2 separate regions of the Homo sapiens genome follow, and region 1 is linked to region 2. Evidence: chromatin loops called from intact Hi-C (ENCODE). Cell type or tissue: ascending aorta. All regions are shown on one strand. Links, peaks and the distances in the headings refer to the core of each region. The heading gives the core; the rest is flanking DNA.

Region 1 (8,545 bases), core at 2,364-7,363, 93 kb before region 2:
CTGTCTTTAAAAAAACAAGAATAACGACTGGGCCTGTAATCCCAGCACTTTGGGAGGCTGAGGCAGGCAGATCACCTGAGGTCAGGAGTTCGAGACCAGCCTGGCCAACACAGTGATAACCTGTCTCTACTAAAAATACAAGAACTAGCCAGGCAGGTGGCACGTGCCTGTAATCCCAGCTACTTGGGAGGCCAAGGCAGGAGAATTGCTTGAACCGGGGAGGCGGAGGTTGCAGTGAGCTGAGATCCTGCCACTGCACTCCAGCCTGGGCAACACAGCAAGACTCCATCTCAAAAACAAAACAAAAAAACCCAAAAAACAAACAAACAAAAAAATAAGAAGAATAAAATAAAAAGAAAAAATAGAAAAACAGATAATGCACATGAAGCTTGCTCTAGCACAGTATTTGACATATAGAAGACACTCAGTGGCAGCAATGGCTCTGATCACCACCAGACAGATGGACAAACTGAGGTACAGAGAAGGTAGAAAGCTTGTCCAAGGACAGTCTGGGTGTGGGCAGCTGCACAGCCCAAGCAGCAGCTTAGAGCATCCTAAGAGAATTTGAAAATTTCCTAGGAGAGCTCCATACTGGGTGGGTGAAAGAAAGGGTCTTTCCCTGGGACATCACCACCTTTTGAGGGTGACAGAGAGATGGCCTCCTCCAAGACCAGTTCCCCCAGGCTCCAGTGAGGAGAGGAGGGAACAGGAGAAGGGAGAAGCAGCAGACCTTTGAGGGCAACTCTCACGGTCTCATGGTTTCTGACTCCTTCTCTCACTTGATTTTCACTAATTGTCTAAATACTGTTAGAGTTCAGTTAGCGTTACTTAGAATACCGTAAAATTGGAAACAACTTCAAATGTCAATCAACAGGGGGGCTGGCCAAATTAGTAGGGTTTATCCATTAAAAATTTAATTATGAAAGTATAACATACCTATTGCAAAAATTTTTGAGATAGATTTTATATCTACTGACATAAAAAGATGTCAATGTGTAGTTACATGAAAAATGCAAGTTGTAAAACAATAATGCAATGTATGATCCCATTCTGGTTTGTATGTTTATGTTGGTATAGAAAATATCCTGGAAGGATACACAACATGCTGTTATTAGCTACGACTGGAGAGTAGGATTTGTTTGGGGATCTAAGGGGAGAATACACTTTTTTTCTTTCTTTCTTTCTTTTTTTTTTTTGTGACGGAGTCTCGCTCTGTCACCCAGGCTGGAGTGCAATGGCGCAATCTCGGCTCACTGCCCCACAACCTCTGCCTTCCGGGTGCAAGAGATTCTCTTGCCTCAGCCTCCTGAGTAGCTGGGATTACAGGCGCCAGCCACCATGCCCGGCTAACTTTTTGTATTTTTAGTAGAAATGGGGTTTCACCATGTTGGCCAGGCTGGTCTTGAACTCCTGACCTCAGGTGATCTACCCGCCTCAGCCTCCCAGAGTGCTGGGATTATAGGCATGAGCCACCGTGCCTGGCCTACACTTCTGAATTATTAGATTTTCCACAAATTTTTTTTGTAATTAAAACTAAAGAAAAGTAAATATAACAGTAAAGAAATATTTGTTTTTCTGTTTTATTCACTTCCCATATGCTTGCTGGAACTCCATTTTCTACCTGTTTTCTTCCAATCTGTATCTATGTTCATACCTAATTTTATACCATTGTAATATGAATACTGATAATCTTATGGGTCTTCTTTCCCATTTAACATTAATTGTATCAGACCATTAATGACATCACATCATGACATCATCATCATCTCCACTAATGTTCATGGATACTTCACTATGTACTAGTTACCATGCCAAGATGTTTACATGCCTTAACTTATTCAATCTTGATGACAACCCTAAAACCAGGTACTTGGACTATCCACATTACAGCTGGGCAAACTGGGGCTTTGAAAGATTAATTAACTTGCCAATTGCCTCACAGCTAGTAAAAACAGAAAGAAGACTTAAACCCTGTTCTATGCAAGTGCCAGGTCCTCACTGGGAACCTCTCTGTCCTATTCCCCTCGAAGATAGTGAGTGGTTAGTGAGAAGAATGTGGCAAGTAGGGAATAGCAAGAATATGGCAGGCACTATGTCTTACAACTTGAGTGACCTTGATCAAGTCACTTCCCCTCTTGATTAGTTCACTCATTCTTTCATCGGACAAGTATTTGCAAACCACTGAGCAACATGCTGCGACGAAACAATGAATAAAATGTGAACTCAACTCTGCCTTCAAGGAGACTGGAGTCTAGCGTCATTCTCTTCAAACACAGAAAGGATCTAGCCCCGGCCCCACCTCTGTCGCAGAGCAGTCATAAGCACAAAATGAATCAAGGATGCAAAAGAGCTTTGCAATTGCACAGCTCCATCCACTGCAAGCAGTTTTTCTGTGGGTGTTCACCACTGCGTATTATTTTATCCAGTGGATGTTCCAAAGCTTTCCCAATCATCTTCCTATTGTTGGACACTTAGTCCCAATTTACTGCTATTATAGAGGAAGCTCTGATGGGGATTTATTCAAAAGAAATAATTCAAAGGAAAAACAGGCCAGATGTGCAAAAAAGATGCTACCCAATCTTCCAGATGACTAAAGGGAGACCAGCCCTTCTCAAACTCACCAGGCCTGAAACAGAATTCCTGACCCTGTGGCCTTACCCACTCCAAGCTCCTCCTTCTCCAACCTGGCGAACCACCCACTACCAGAGGGACACCTTAATGAGTGCCAATCTTGATCCCTCCCCAGCCCTCCAAGTCCCCACAGTTAAGGTTTCTCCTGTAAGATCACGTCCACCCTCTCCTGTGGATCATACGGTTGCCAAAAGGACCTTCCCAAAACACAGTTCTGTCATGCTCCTCAGCAGACTAAAATCCTGCAAAGATTCCTAGAGCATCCCGGCTCACGTCAAGTCGAAACACCTTGGCCTGACATTTAAGAGAGACAGAAGCGGGAGAGAAGTAATGTTTACTGAGTTCCTGCAATGTGTTAGCATTACACTAGGTGCTTTATATAACAACCACAACATGGTCCCTGTGAGACAGGCATGTTTATCTGCATTTTACGAATGAGGAAACTGAGGTTTGGGCCAGCTGAGTGATGTGCCCAAGGCCACGTGGCTAATACAATGCATTGCTGTGACTATAGCCTACGTCTGGTGGATTCCAGAGCTCCATCAAAAACCCAAACACTAGGTGACTTTCTGAGTCACCTCCCAGCTCACACTCCGCCACACACACTATCTGTTCCACGCACATCAGACCGCCCACTCTTCTTCAGAGGCATTCCTATTTCCTTCCCCTCTGACCTGGGGAAGTGGGTGCCCTTCCCCCTTCAACCATCGAAATCCGACTTGGCCTTCAGTGCCCAGCTCAAAGGTCCCCGTCTTCTTGAAGCCTTCCCTGAGCACCAAAATAGGAATCCATGCTGAGCCTATGCAATAGCACACTCTTTACTTTTAGTGTGTCATGTCTGCATCTCTCCCAGCTAGACTGGGAGGCCTTTGAGGAGAGGGATGCATCTGACTGAGTGACTATTTCAACTTGAACAAAACAGAGTATGGCCTCTGAGAAACTACAGGCTGCCTGGCATGGCCTTCAGGAACATGGCTCTGACCCACACTGCCTAGGTTTGAATCCTGACTCCCCCACAGCCTAGCTATTTGACCTTGAACAACTATCTAAGCCACAGCTCCATCAATCTGTAAAACGGGAAGAATAACTCCTATACCTCATCTACACCTCACAGGGCTTTGTGAAGAACGTATGAGTTGTACATGGAAGCCCTTAAAACTGGGCCTGGCACATAATAAATGCTCAATAAATGTTAGCTGTTACTATTCTGATCCACAAGCCTCTAGCCCACAAAGGAAGCAGTGCCAGCCTGCTCCACCCCCACCCATCCACCAAGGCTCAGCTCCCTGCCCACAGGGCCTCCTTAGCCCAGTCCCCACTGTGGCCTCGGGATGTGTCCAGAGCCAGCCCATCTTCCCTAAAAGCCAATGGGAGCAGGGAGTCTGGTGTTTCCCCACTTCTGGGGGACCCTGGCCAGGAAGGAGAAGGCCAAGGCTAATCCTTCTCTGAGAGCTCCTAGTCAGTACTTATCTACCCCTACCCCTCAGCACTATAGTAATATTCAGTCCACAAAGCCACCCTTGCCTCACCAGGCACACACACACACACCCCTCACACACCTCTCCACCTGGACTGGCCCTGGCCTACCAATGAATTGCCTGGCTCCACTGGACACCAACCTGGTACTTCCAGATATTGCCCCCAGTAAATGTCATGGTAGAAAGAAGGGCTCTGGACTCAGACCGCCTCGCACTTTCCAGCTGCGTAACTTTAGTCCAGTGACATAACCTCTCTGAGCCTCAGTTTCTCCTCTGTAAAAAGTGGATAATTAATCACATCTATCTGACAGGGTTACTGTGAAATGACTCAAAGCACTTCTTGCAGTACATGGCATACAGTAAGTTTCAATAAATACTATCACTTTGATTGTGTAATCATTGGTATTTATCTCCAGGCAGAGATGATCATCCTCCCCGCCCTTTTTTTTTCTTTGAGAGGGAGTCTCGCTCTGTCTCCAGGCTGGAGTGCAGTGGCACGATGTCGGCTCACTGCAACCTCTGCCTCCTGGGGTCAGGCGATTCTCCTGCCTCAGCCTCCCGAGTTGCTGGGGCTATAGGCGTGCACTACCACGCCCAGCTAATTTTTGTATTTTTAGTAGAGACGGGGTTTCACCATGTTGGCCAGGATGGTCTTCATCTCTTGAACTTGTGATCTGCCCGCCTCGTCCTCCCAAAGTGCTGGGATTACAGGCGTGCGCAATGGCGCACGCCTGTGTCCCCTTTTAACAAATGGGACAGAGAAGCCCAGAAAGGGGCTCTTAGGGAAGTCCCGGCAGGTGCTAACAAGCACCTCCCACCACAGCCTGAAGTCAGAAAACTCTCTGTTGCCCCCTGGAGGCTCAGGCCAGAACATCCCTGGGCACCTGGCATCCTCTCAGCTCTATGCACTTCCAAGAGGGTCCAGGACCACCCACGGCCCTTTCTCTCAGCCCTGACCTCTCCTGCTCACCTACTGAGGGCAAGGGCTGGGAGGCCAACATAACACCCCTCCTAAGGGATCAGGTAGCCTCAGGCTCCAGGCTACAATGCCTAGCCCTTGGCAGAGTCCTGTCTATAGCACAACCACCGCAGCAGGGAAGCCAGCACCTGAGCTGCAAGAGCCCCAGAACAAGAGGTGGAAGACCTGGGTACATTAATGCTGACTCCCCCGCTCAGCTGCTTTGTGACCTTGGCCAAGTCACTCTTACTCTCTAGGCCCCGTTCAACCTTTCAATATCGACTGAGTGAGGACTACCTGACCAAGCATTGTTTTCATGCAGGATTCTATGGAAGAAGCTCTTCAAGAAGCTCACAGGGCTGAGCCCAGGAGGACTGTCACATAGCCCAGGAAGGGCTTTAATAGGAACAATGCCCTCTGCACTGATCTCCTCCAGGACTGCCTTGAGGTGCCCCTGAAATCCCAGGGACTGTGCTCTGCATGCCATAAATACTATGCCTGGGTTGCCAGGCAGGCATGACCTCAGGCTGGCCAGGAGAAGCCAGCTCCATCCTTGCACAGAGCTGGCAGAGCCTTCCTGGGCCACGGTGGCTCATAGGGGAGGCTGGCACAGGCTGCCTCTGCCGCAGGCTCCATCTGGAGGAATGGGTGGGCAGAGAGGCACACAGCTGCCTCTATTCTCCACACCCTTGCCCGGGACAGGAGGCACTGTCTTCCAAGAGCTGCGGAGGGCACCATCCAGGCCCCAGATCTTGACCTGGCTCAAGTGCCACTGATTCTGGAAGGCTCCTAATGCTGAGGGTGGGGGGATGGGGTGGGAATGAAGCCAAGCCGCTGGACCCCGCACAGCCCTGGAGAGGTCCTAAATCTGGCCGTCTCACATTCCCACCTTTGGGTGCAGAGGAGGTGCTATGCGGATCCAGAAGTGAATGTGGGAACACGTGGTGCTCTCTCCCCCACCAATGCATCCTCAGAGCTCCGAGGGAAAAGCAACGACGATGGCTGGCAGCTGAGGGAGAGACCAGCATCCCCAGAACTCCCTTTTGGTCCTTGTCCAGACTTCAAGGTCTCCATGGACCACTTTGAGCCATATACGTCTGCCAGTCAGTGGCCTCTGCACCCAGTAAGTACCCCAATGGCTGTAGACATTGGCCCCCCATGCCCATCCCTGAGACCCCAGCCTCTCGGGCCCTTGGACCTCCCCAAGTGTGAAGGTGCCAGACACAAGTGGGACACACAAGCCCTCTCCCTCTGATCAGGGGACGGTCACTGGCCAGGACAATGCCAGGCCAGAACTGCAGAAGTCCTAGGGCTAAGATCCCTCCTAGCAGCTCTGAGGTACTTGGAAGGGAGACGGAAGGGGAGGCAAGCCCAGAGCGGGGAAGGGTCCGTAACCAGAGTGAGGAGAGATGAGGGCAAGGGCTCGCCAGCATCCCAGGCTCCAGCCAAGAACTCCTCCTGCAGCGTCAGAAGCAGCAGAAATCCAAAGAGCCCTTGGCCTCTGGAGGCGGCAGCAGGAGTGCTCTCCGAAAAGAGACTGGGCCAGCCGGTGGGAGCCCAGCGCCCACCCACCGCTCATCCTACAGCAGGACCAACCCCCCGCCAACCCCCAGCCTCCGGATCCTCTCTCCAGGCCTTGGAGGAGGCTGCAGACCGGTAGGTAGGGAGGAACAGCGAGACCCTCCCCCACACTGGCCAGGGGACCAACAGCCTGAAAACTCAGTTCTCGGCCTCGCCCCCGTTCCTCCCCAGGGCTGGAGGCTGGGCCTAGATGTTGCAAGCCCCCGGCCCCGAGAGCCACCTGATTCCCCCATGTGCCTACCTGGGCCCGGGGTTCCCCATGTCGGGCAGGTTGGGCGAGGGGCGGCCCCCTCGGCTCCTCTGGCAGGCAGGCCGCGGGGCGGGGCGGCGCGGGGTCGCGGCGGGCTCTGCGGAGCAGCCTGTTCGGCGACACCCCCGCCCGCTGATGGATGCCGACTGCAGCAGCGGCGGCGGCGGCGGCGGCTCGGCGTGCGCCAGGGGCTGGGCACGGTGCCCACAGCCCCGGGCCTGGCGCCCGACGCGCGGCCAGCCCCCGCCCCCGCCCCGGCCTCGGAGCCCAGCCCAGGGGCGGCCGCCGCTTGCGCCTGCCTCCCAGCGCGCCGCGGCCCTGCCCCTGCCTCCGCCTCCTCTCTGCCTGTCTCCTCTACCACCCACCTCCCCCCGCGCCCCGCCCTCTCTCTCAGGCTCCCAGGCCACCTCCTCCCGGTCCGTGCCACACGGGCAGTTCCCAGACCACTGCGGGACTGTGCAGCTGGGGGGCCTCTCGAGCGCCCCGGCTGCCCCCACCCTGGTCCTAGCCAGCCCCGGGCCTCCTTGCTCTCGCCAAGCCCTCTTGGGGGCTCATCAGCGAGAAAGGGAGGGGGAGGAGAGAAGAGGGGGATGCATGCCTGACTCAGAAGGGGTGACTCAGCCTCAGTGGGCCTCCCATCCCACCGGAGCCGGATCCCCTCACCACCCCTGCAGCACAGCGACAGGGCAGAACCCGCCTAGGACTCGGCGTCCTCCCCCACCGGGAGGAGGTATTACAACTGTCTCCTGGGAATCCTCTGTGCCTCTGAGTGTGTCCAGAGGGTGTCTATGTGTACATTTGTCCACATGCGCCTTGGTGACAATGACAGTAAGTGTAACAGTGAGAGCCCAGGGACCTATTGGGGATGGGGCCTGTGTACAGGCGCACTTGCTGTATGTGTCTGAGCACAGGCTGAGTGTGCACCTGAGCTCCAGGAAAGGGCAGGGGCTGGCCAAGCAGCTTGTGGCAGAGATCATGGCTCAAAACCAAGGTAAGCCATGCTCCTCCCCTCCAGGAGCACTGTTACCCACTAAAAAAACCAGTCCAACCACTGCAGCACCTCCATCTCACACAATCCGAAGGTGGGGACCTCAAGCCACAGAGGACTCTGGGAGGGAGAGGGCCTGGGTTCCAGTCCAGGTCTGCCACTGGCTCAGCAAGTACCCTTGGGCAAGTTGTTCCATGCTCTGGGCCTCATTTGCAAATGACGAAAGGGCTGGACGTTCCTATCTCTAGGGTCCCTAGTTCATGGCGAAGGCATAGAGAGAATGGTGGGTAACCGCAGCATGATCTCCAAAGATTTCTGTCCATGGGTCCACTGCAACCCATATGACCGCGAACCCCCAGTCACCACCCTCACCTCCAGGCATACACAACTATTCATTCATTCTTCACATCATTCCTAAGTACCTACCATGTGCTGGCCATAGTTCTTACCACAGAATCCACTGCCCTGGGAAGCACAGAGGCCCCAAGCTGGGAAGCAGCCTCGATGTGAGCTGAGCCCTCCATCCTTCCCTGATGCGATTCCCTCAGTATCAGCCTCACCAGTGGGCTCTCCATCTCTGCTTGTCACACACTATAGAGCCAGGCACCTCCCTCCCCCAACTCCTCCCTCCCAGTGTGCTGCTCCATCATGGTGACCTT
Region 2 (8,545 bases), core at 1,528-6,527:
AGATCGTGCCACTGCACTCCATCCTGGGCAACAGAGCGAGACTCCATCTCAAAAATAAATAAATAAATAAATAGTGTGTTTATAAACAACAAATTAATGAATATCCCTTACACTTGTCTTTCAGCATATGCAGAAATATGTCCACAGGGCCGGGCACAGTGGCTCATGCCTGTAATCCCAGCACTTTGGGAGGCTGAGGCAGGTGGATCACCTGAGGTCAGGAGTTCGAGACCAGCCTGGCCAACATGGTGAAACCCCCATCTCTACTAAAAATACAAAATTAGCCGGGCGTGGTGGAGGGTGCCTGTAATCCCAGCTACTTGGGAAGCTGAAGCAGGAGAATTGCTTGAGCCCGGGAGGCAGAGGTTGCAGTGAGCCAAGCCTGTGCCATTGCACTCCAGCCTGGGTGAAAAAAGCGAAACTGTCTCAAAAAAAAAAAAAGAAAAGAAAAGAAAGAAAGAAAAGAAATATGTCCACAGGATATGTTCCTAGAGCTGAAATTGTGCGCTAACCTTTTCACGTGATGTAATATGTACAACAATGGTTTAGGGTAATCATAATTATACCAATTATGCAAATGAGAAAATTAAGGCACAGAAAGATTCAATAACTTGGTCAAAGTCACACAGCTCTTATGTAGTAGCATTGAGATTCTGATATGGACAGTGTGATACTAGAGCCAACACAATTAATTATTCCACCAGTGGTTCTCAGACTTTAGCACGACTTTGTCCTGGTTCTCAGGACATCAGCAAGACCTGGAGGCTTGTTAAAACATAGATCACTGTGCCCTACACTAAAATAGTTTCTGATTCAGTCCATCTGAGATAGGGCCCGATAATTTTTTTTTTTTTTTTTGAGATGGAGTCTCGCTCTGTCATCCAGGCTGGAGTGCAGTGGCGCAATCTCGGTTCACTGCAAGCTCCGCCTCCCAGGTTCACGCCATTCTCCTGTCTGAGTCTCCCAAGTATCTGGGACTACAGGCGCCCGCCACTACGCCTGGCTAATTTTTTTGTATTTTTAATACAGACAGGGTTTCACTGTGTTAGCCAGGATGGTCTCGATCTCCTGACCTGAGAATTTGTATTTTAATAAGTTCCCAGGTGGTCCAGATACTGCTCGTCCAAGGACCACAATTTCAGGACCACTGTACTCTACTAGCTCTCCCATTTTAGCTGTGCAGCTAGCTCAGAAAGAAAGCAGTTGGTACCCAGCATGTGGCTTTGACAGGACCAGAGTTGGGAGGCACTGGAGAGGTTTCCTGGATCCCATAAGGCTATCCTCCATGAGGACAGAGTGAGAGTCTGGCACAGTGCCTGGCACATGGTACTCAATAAATATTTGTTGAATAAATGAATAAATAAATGAGGTACAAATGCTCCATGCAACTTGTTGCTGCCTCTTTTTCCCAGCACCCCAGGAGTCCCCTGCCCCCGGGAAGCCCCACTGCCCACACTGGCTGAGATCCAAATCCATGTTATGAAAGCCCTTGGGAGTGAAGCTGTTCATTTCCTCCCATTCCTCCCATGGCCTATAATGAAATCAACGAGGCAGCCAGGGCCCTGTTATTAATGGAGAGGCAACATCTTAGCATGCTAGAGCTAGTTCGAAATAAACTAGTCTGATGCTTTCATTGTATTATTATTAATAGCAATAACTCATAGCATACCCATGCTTGCTTTAAAAAAATAAATCCCTCTGACCAGTATTTCCTTCCCCCTTATTCTGGTACAGAACAACTCCTTCCAGGGGGGAAGCCATTGCATGTGGTTGGTGTGGCTGGCACACACACACACACACACACACACACACACACACAGGCTGGGAGAGATTTAAATTCAGGAAGAGGCTGGGTGCAGTGGCTCATACCTGTAACCCCAGCACTTTGGGAGGCCAAGGTGGGCAGATCACTTGAGGCCAGGAGTTTGAGACCAGCCTGGGCAATATGGCAAAACCCTGTCTCTACAAACCCCCGGCTAAAATACAGAAATTAGCCAGGCATGGTGGCGCACACCTGTAATCCCAGCTACCTGGGAAACTGAGGCATGAGAATCGCTTGAACCTGGAAGGCGGAGTTTGTAGTGAGCCAAGATCGGGCCACTGCACTCCAGGCTGGACGACAGAGCAAGACTCCATCTCAAAAAAAGAAAAAAATAAATAAAAATAAATAAATTAATTAATTCGGGAAGAGATCTGAGGTCTGCGGGATGACCCTTCTGCAGAGCAGCAAGGCACTGACAGAGATTTCCCCAAAACCCGCAAAAAAAGGTATTCAAAGTCAGGGATCGTGTCCTGAGGACCCCACACACCAACCCAACTCCTCAAGGTGCTGCCTCCCTTACAGAATCGGATCCCTAAACTCCGGCACCTCAAGGTCCTGCGGCCTCCTCCCAGCCCCGGAGCTTCTTCCAGCTGTTCCTCGCCTGGCCCGAAGTCCCACCCCTGCTGCCTGCCTGTCCCTTGGCCTCTGTCTTAGGCTCTCTTCCCTGTGGGTGCCCTTGCTTGGGATCCCCTAAGGCTCTGACTGTGTGTGGCTGGAGAGGTCCAGGCCACAGAGCCCCGGAGGGCACCACCTCAGAAGCCCTCGCTGGACAGCTGGAGAGAAGGTGGCCGTCCTTCAGCCAGGCTCGGCCCCAGCTGCACTTCACGGGGGCAACCTGATGCCCACCTGCAGGGGGACAGATGCGGCCAGCGGCGGCCACCAACACGTCCCTCAGACACAGACGCTGCCAGGCAAGCCGAGCTAGCCAGGGGCGCCTAGGGAGGGACAGCCAGGCGACCGTCATTCTGCACGCCCTGTCTGTGAAGGGGCAGCCGCACTCAGCTGCGGCCACAGTCAGCGCCTCACAGGGCAGCGCTGAGCGGTGCAACCTCGGCAGGGGTCAGGAAGTCTCTGGAAGCCGGTAGCGCCACTCGGGCCAGGCGTTGCCAGAGTCAATCCGTCGGTGTCGGCCGGCTCAGCAGAGATGGGGTCAAGCAGCTGATCGGCCGCTAGGAACCTTGTGCTCAGTCAGACACAGACCGTCGCGGCCGGTCACACAGCTCGCCAAGCACAGATGGAGGCTGGTCAGGCAGAGGCAGATAGGCCGCCCGGTCAGACGCAGCCCGTCAGGCCCAGATGGCGGCCGGGCAAGAGCAGCCAGCCAGCCAGCCAGCCAGGCAGCCAGTCAGCCAGCCAGTCAACCAGCCAGCCAGTCAGCCAGTCAGCCAGCTGCGGCCAGGCTGACAGATCCAGCAGTCTTGGTCTGTCAGGCACCCATGAAACCTGCGTTCAGTCAGACGGAAGCTGACACACTCGTATTATCAGGCGGTGGCGGCACCTGTGGTCAGTCAGGCACAGTCGCTGGGTCAGCGCGGCCCGTCGGGCTCGGACAGAACCAGTCGGGTCGCAGCTGTCGGGCCTCTCTCCGGGCAGAGAGTTGCTGGAGGCGGGGCTTCGTTCCGGGGCGGGGCTTCGTTCTGGGCGGAGCGTTGGCTGGAGGCAGGGCCTCGTCCCGGCTGGGCCTGCCTCCCCTCCCGGCAGCTTCCGGGCGTTGCCATGGCAGCCGCGGCCGGCTCCCAGACTGCCAGGGGGTCGAAGGACTCGCGGCCTTTCCCGCGCTGGCCCTGCCCCTGGGCGCCCCAGCGCCTGCCAAGTGGAGGTCCTGGCCCTGGGGCCGACTCTCTAGAAGCGGCCAGTGGGTTCGGCGAACCGCGCCCCGCACAGCAGCAGAGTCCCCGCTACGGGGTCGGCATTTTCTCATCCTCTTGCTCAGGCGGGCATGATTAGGGGGCTGGGAAGGACTCACAGAAGGCGACGCAGCAAGAAGTGACAGAGACCCAGACCCTCCGGAGCCCCAGCTGCTCACCTGACCCTGCACCGCCCCCCAGGAAGAATCAAACGTCTCTAGGCAGAAAGGGCGGCCGTATCCAGAAGAGAGAACAGCCATGCAGTGATGTGCTTAGGGAAATCTGGCGCAACAATGTCAAGGCGAGCACTCACCTTGTGCCCAGCCCTGTAATAAAAGGTTTATATACAGTATTTCACCCGAGCCTTATAATTTTGCTTTGGGGTTCTATAATGATTCCCTTTTTACAGATGAGGAAACCAATCACAAAGGGTTTGGTGATTTGCCCAGGGTCAGGGGCAGTGAGGTGCGGGAGCCGGATTGGAACCCAAGCAGTCCAACTCCTGACATGTTGGCATGTGGACCCTCAGCCCACCCTCTGTTCTCTCCTTGTGACCTTCCGAAGGCTCAGCATGAGTCCCCTTAGCAGACCTTCAGGACACCCAGCCCTATGCTGGGTCCTGAGGTGGCAGAGTCCTGTAGGAGTCTCTGCCTGGAAGGCTCAGAATAAGGGGCTATCAGAACCAAGAACCTGGTCAAACCAGAGGACAAACTATGGGTTTGCCTTGCAATATTTAGAAGAAGGGGAAGCCTGTGAGATCAGAGAAGCCAGGGCCAAGAAGCCACTGGAAAACTGGGTGGGCTGTCACTGGGGAACCCCAGGAGTATTACAGCTTCAAGTCCAAAAGTCTATGATCAAGTTATAGCAGTGTGAACCAGAGTTAGGAACATATCATGGATCATAAACTCAAATGCCTACCGGGGACAGAAAGGTAATGAAAATCATGGAAAAAAAAATCAGGCCGGGCACAGTGGCTCATGCCTGTAATCCCAGCACTTTGGGAGGCCGAGGTGGGTGGATCATTTGAAGTCAAGAGTTCAAGAGCAGTCTGGCCAACATGGTGAAAGCCTGTCTCTACTGAAAATACAAAAACTAGCCGGGTGTAGTGGTGGGTGCCTGTAATCCCAGCTACTCAGGAGGCCAAGGCAGGAGAATCACCTTGAGCCTGAGAGGCAGAGGTTGCAGTGAGTCGCAATTGCGCCACTGCACTCCAGCCTGGGCAACAGAGTGAAGCTCCCTCTCAAAAAAAAAAAAAAAAAAATCAAATGCCAGATCAGCAAACCTGCCCCATCTCCGGGGGGCATCTGCCTCTTTGCTTCTGCTGACTATGCTCTCAGACACCCACTGCTTCTAGTCTTCTAGTTAGGCAAAGTTGGCTAAGTCAGTTGACATCAAGTCTCAGTTTCTCCATCTGAGAAGGAAACGTTTGGCTTTATCTCACACATTTTATGGGGATCAAACATTATTGTATGTAGAAAATATTTTGTGAAGTGTAACAAACTATAAAATGGAGGGGGAGGAGAATGTGACTGATCATTTGTTGTGCATCTGTTTCACAGTCTGCAGGAGTTCTGACAGCATTCCTCTGAGTCAGGGCTAGTGTCCTCTTGTACAGATGAAGAGATAGTCTTCAAGGAATATGTTGACTTAACCAAAGTCACAGGCTTGCCAGAGTTAGAATGTAGAACTCTCTGACCTCTAAGACCAATCTCTTACACTGTTTGGCAAAGTGTGGCTTGGGTCCCACCAAGGCAGGGCAGGTGATCCCAATTGGGGCTTAGCCCAGGAGGGTTCTTGACTTGAAAGAATTCAAGGGTAAGTCAGTGATGTCAGATAGTAACTTTTATTGAAGTGGCAGTGTTCGGCAGCAGCAGACGTACTGCTTCTTGTGGAGCAGGGTTACCCCATAGGCAGTGTGCCTAGAGTAGCAGCTCAAACGCAGTTCTGCAGTCATATTTATACCCACTTTTATTTACATGCAAATTCAGGGGCAGATTATGCAGAAATTTCTAGGAAAAAGGTGGTAACTTCTTGGTCTTGGGTCACTACCATGGAAAGGGCAGTAACCTCTGAGTGTTGCCATGGCAATGGTAAACTGGCATGGCACACTGGTGGGCATGTCTTATGGAAAGCTTCTTCTACCCCATCCCTGCTTTAGCTAGTCCTCAATTTGGTCCAGTGTCTGAACCCCACCTCCAGACTCGAGTCCTGCCTCCTACCTCACTAGTGGTCATAATACGATGATTTCAGGTGGAACCCAGATGAACATTTTTTAAAACCAGGTTATGTCATAGTTTTTATTTTTAAGTATAGAGCCGGCTTACTCATACTACAAAAGTCCTACATTTCACACAGCCAGGGTGTAGTAGGCTGAATAATGGCCACCCAAATATATCAAGTCCTAATCTCTGGAAACTACTGTAAACATTACTTTATTTGAGAAAATAATTTTTGCAGATGTGATTAAGAATGTTGAGATGAGGATATCATTGAGGATTAGCCAAGTGGGCCCTAAATTCCATCACACATATCCTTATAAGAGAGAGGGAAAGGAAGATTAGACCAACACACACAGAAGAAGAGGAAGCAATGTGACCATGGAGGCAGAGACTGATGTGGCCACAAGCCAAGGATTGTTGGCAGCCACCAGAAGTTGGAAGAGGCAGACGGATTCTTCCCCAGAGCATCTGGAGGGAATACAGCCTTGCCAACACATTGACTTCAGCTCAGTGAAACTCATGTTCAATTTATGGCCTCCAGAACTATGAGAGAATAAATTTCTGTTGTTTTAAGCTACCAGGCTTGTAGTAATTTGTTTTGGCACCCACAGGAAACAAATAAATGGATCTACATGACTTCAAAATTCATGCCTCTTTTTTTCTCTTTTTATTATTTATTTATTTATTTTGAGACAGAGTCTCGCTCTGTTGCACAGGCTGGAGTGCAGTGGCGTGATCTCGGCTCACTGCAACCTCTGCCTCATGGATTCAAGTAATTCTCATGCCTCAGCCTTCCAAGTAGCTGGGATTACAGGCATGCGCCACCACGCCTGGCTAATTTTTGTATTTTTAGTACAGATGGGGTTTCACCATGTTAGCCAGGCTGGTCTCAAACTCCCAACCTCAGGTGATCCACCCACCTCGGCCTCCCAAAGTACTGGGATTATAGGCATGAGCCACCGCACCCAGCCTTCTCTCTTTTTAAAATAAACTTATTATTTTAAAATAATTTTACATTTACAGAAAATAAATGTAAGTCTTTGATTTAGAGTACAGAAATTTCCCATTGTGTTAGGGCTCACCAGAGAAAGAGAACCAATACGGTGTGTGTGTGCATAAAAGAGATTTATCATAAAGAATTGGCTTACCTAATTATGAAGGCTGGCAAGCCCGAATCCCACAGTGTGGGCCTGCAGGCTGATGACCCAGGAGAGCCAATGGTGCAGTTTGAAGGCAGCCTGCCGGAGAATTCCATCTTGCTTAGGGAGGCCAGTCTTTCTGTTTTATTCAGGCCTTCAACTGATCAAATGAGGCCCGCCCACACCCAAGTTCAACCATTTAAATGCTAATATCATCCAAAACCACCCTCCATGTTGACACATGAACTTAACCATCATACTCAAGAGTACAGAGAGTTCCTGTATAGCCCTCACCCTGCTTCCCCTATTATTACCACCTTACATTACTATGGCATTTGTCACAACTAAGAAACCAACACTGGTACATTCCTATGAACTAAATTCCACCTGTTTTCTGCTCCAGAGTCCCTTCTAGGACACCACACTACATTTAGTCATCATGTCCCTTTAGTTTCTTCTGGCTTGTAACAATTACTCAGGCATTTCTTGGTTTTTAAGACCTTGACAGCTTTGAGGAGTACTGGACAGGTATTTTACAGAGTGCCCCTCAATTTGGGTTCATCTGATGCTTTTCTCATAGTTAGACTGGGGTTATGAGTTTGGGGAAACATGTCATAGAGGTAAACTGCTCTTCTCATCAAATCATAGGTACATGTTATTGACATGACTTCATCAGGATACATGTTAGCGACATGACTTGATTACCTGGCCAAGCGAGTGTCTGTCCAGTTTCTCCCCTGGGAAGTTGCTTGTTTTTCCTCCCTTTCCACTCTTTGGAAGCAAGTTACTAAGTGCAGCCCACACTCAATGGGAGAATTAAGCTCCACAACCTGAAGGGGTTGTATCTACCTACATTATCTAGAATTCTTCTTTAAGGATCATTTGTCTCTTCTCCCTTATTTATTTATTTATTTATTTATTTATTTATTTATTTATTGAGACAGAGTTTCACTTTGTTGCCCAGGCTGGAGTACAATGGCACAACACTGGGTCACCACAACCTCCGCCTCCCAGGTTTAAGAGATTCTCCTGCCTCAGCCTTCCCAAGTAGCTGGGACTACAGGCATGCGCCACCACGCCTGGCTAATTTTGTATTTTTAGTAGAGACGGGGTTTCTCCATGTTGGTCAGGCTGGTCTTGAACTCCCGACCTCAGGTGATCTGCCTGCCTCAGCCTCCCAAAGTGCTGGGATTACAGGCGTGAGCCACCGCGCCCAGCCCTCCCTCATTTATTTATTTAATCATTTATAACAGTATGGACTCATGGATATTTGGTTTATACTTTGAACTTTATCCCAATACTATGTTATTTTGTTGCTCAAATTGTTCCAGCTTTGGCCATTGGGAGCTTTTTTTTTTTTTTTTTTTAGATGGAGTCTTCTCTGTCACCTAGGCTGGAGTGCAGTGGCGCGATCTCAGCTCACTGCAACCTCCGCCTCCGGGGTTCAAGCGATTTTCCTGCCTCAGCCTCCCGAGTAGTTGGGACTACAGGCGTGCTCCACCATGCCTGGCTAATTTT

Evidence for each region. A loop is a pair of places that touch in the nucleus more often than their neighbours do. Peaks named below come from ENCODE experiments on the same cell type or tissue, not always from the same donor. Only the 100,000 strongest peaks of a DNase experiment are listed, where the experiment ranks them.
Region 1: a loop joins it to region 2, with 2.3 times the contacts of the local background. A loop is called at or near these places in 6 of 110 quality-filtered maps.

What each region holds. Positions count from the first base shown.
Region 1 is chr20:36,153,241-36,161,785 of GRCh38, reverse strand. EPB41L1 (erythrocyte membrane protein band 4.1 like 1) reads right to left here and starts at 7,046. Exons shown (of 22, transcript NM_012156.2): 1 at 6,890-7,046. EPB41L1-AS1 (EPB41L1 antisense RNA 1) reads left to right here and starts at 6,026. Exons shown (of 4, transcript NR_147703.1): 1 at 6,026-6,190; 2 at 6,532-6,723. It overlaps LOC124904893 (a long non-coding RNA gene), which reads left to right and starts at 7,340. Exons shown (of 2, transcript XR_007067572.1): 1 at 7,340-7,889. RefSeq lists a silencer at 7,108-7,307. In ascending aorta, for the core only: a CTCF peak has its summit at 4,988 (motif pointing left); DNase peaks (open chromatin) are centred at 5,606, 6,845 and 7,245; H3K4me3 peaks cover 1,996 bases; H3K27ac peaks cover 2,086 bases.
Region 2 is chr20:36,059,719-36,068,263 of GRCh38, reverse strand. No RefSeq gene overlaps it. Among named protein-coding and RNA genes, the nearest start is that of NORAD, 13 kb to the right of the region's middle. RefSeq lists a silencer at 3,448-3,747. In ascending aorta, for the core only: no CTCF peak of the experiment used is centred there; DNase peaks (open chromatin) are centred at 2,903 and 3,443; H3K4me3 peaks cover 1,691 bases; H3K27ac peaks cover 1,596 bases.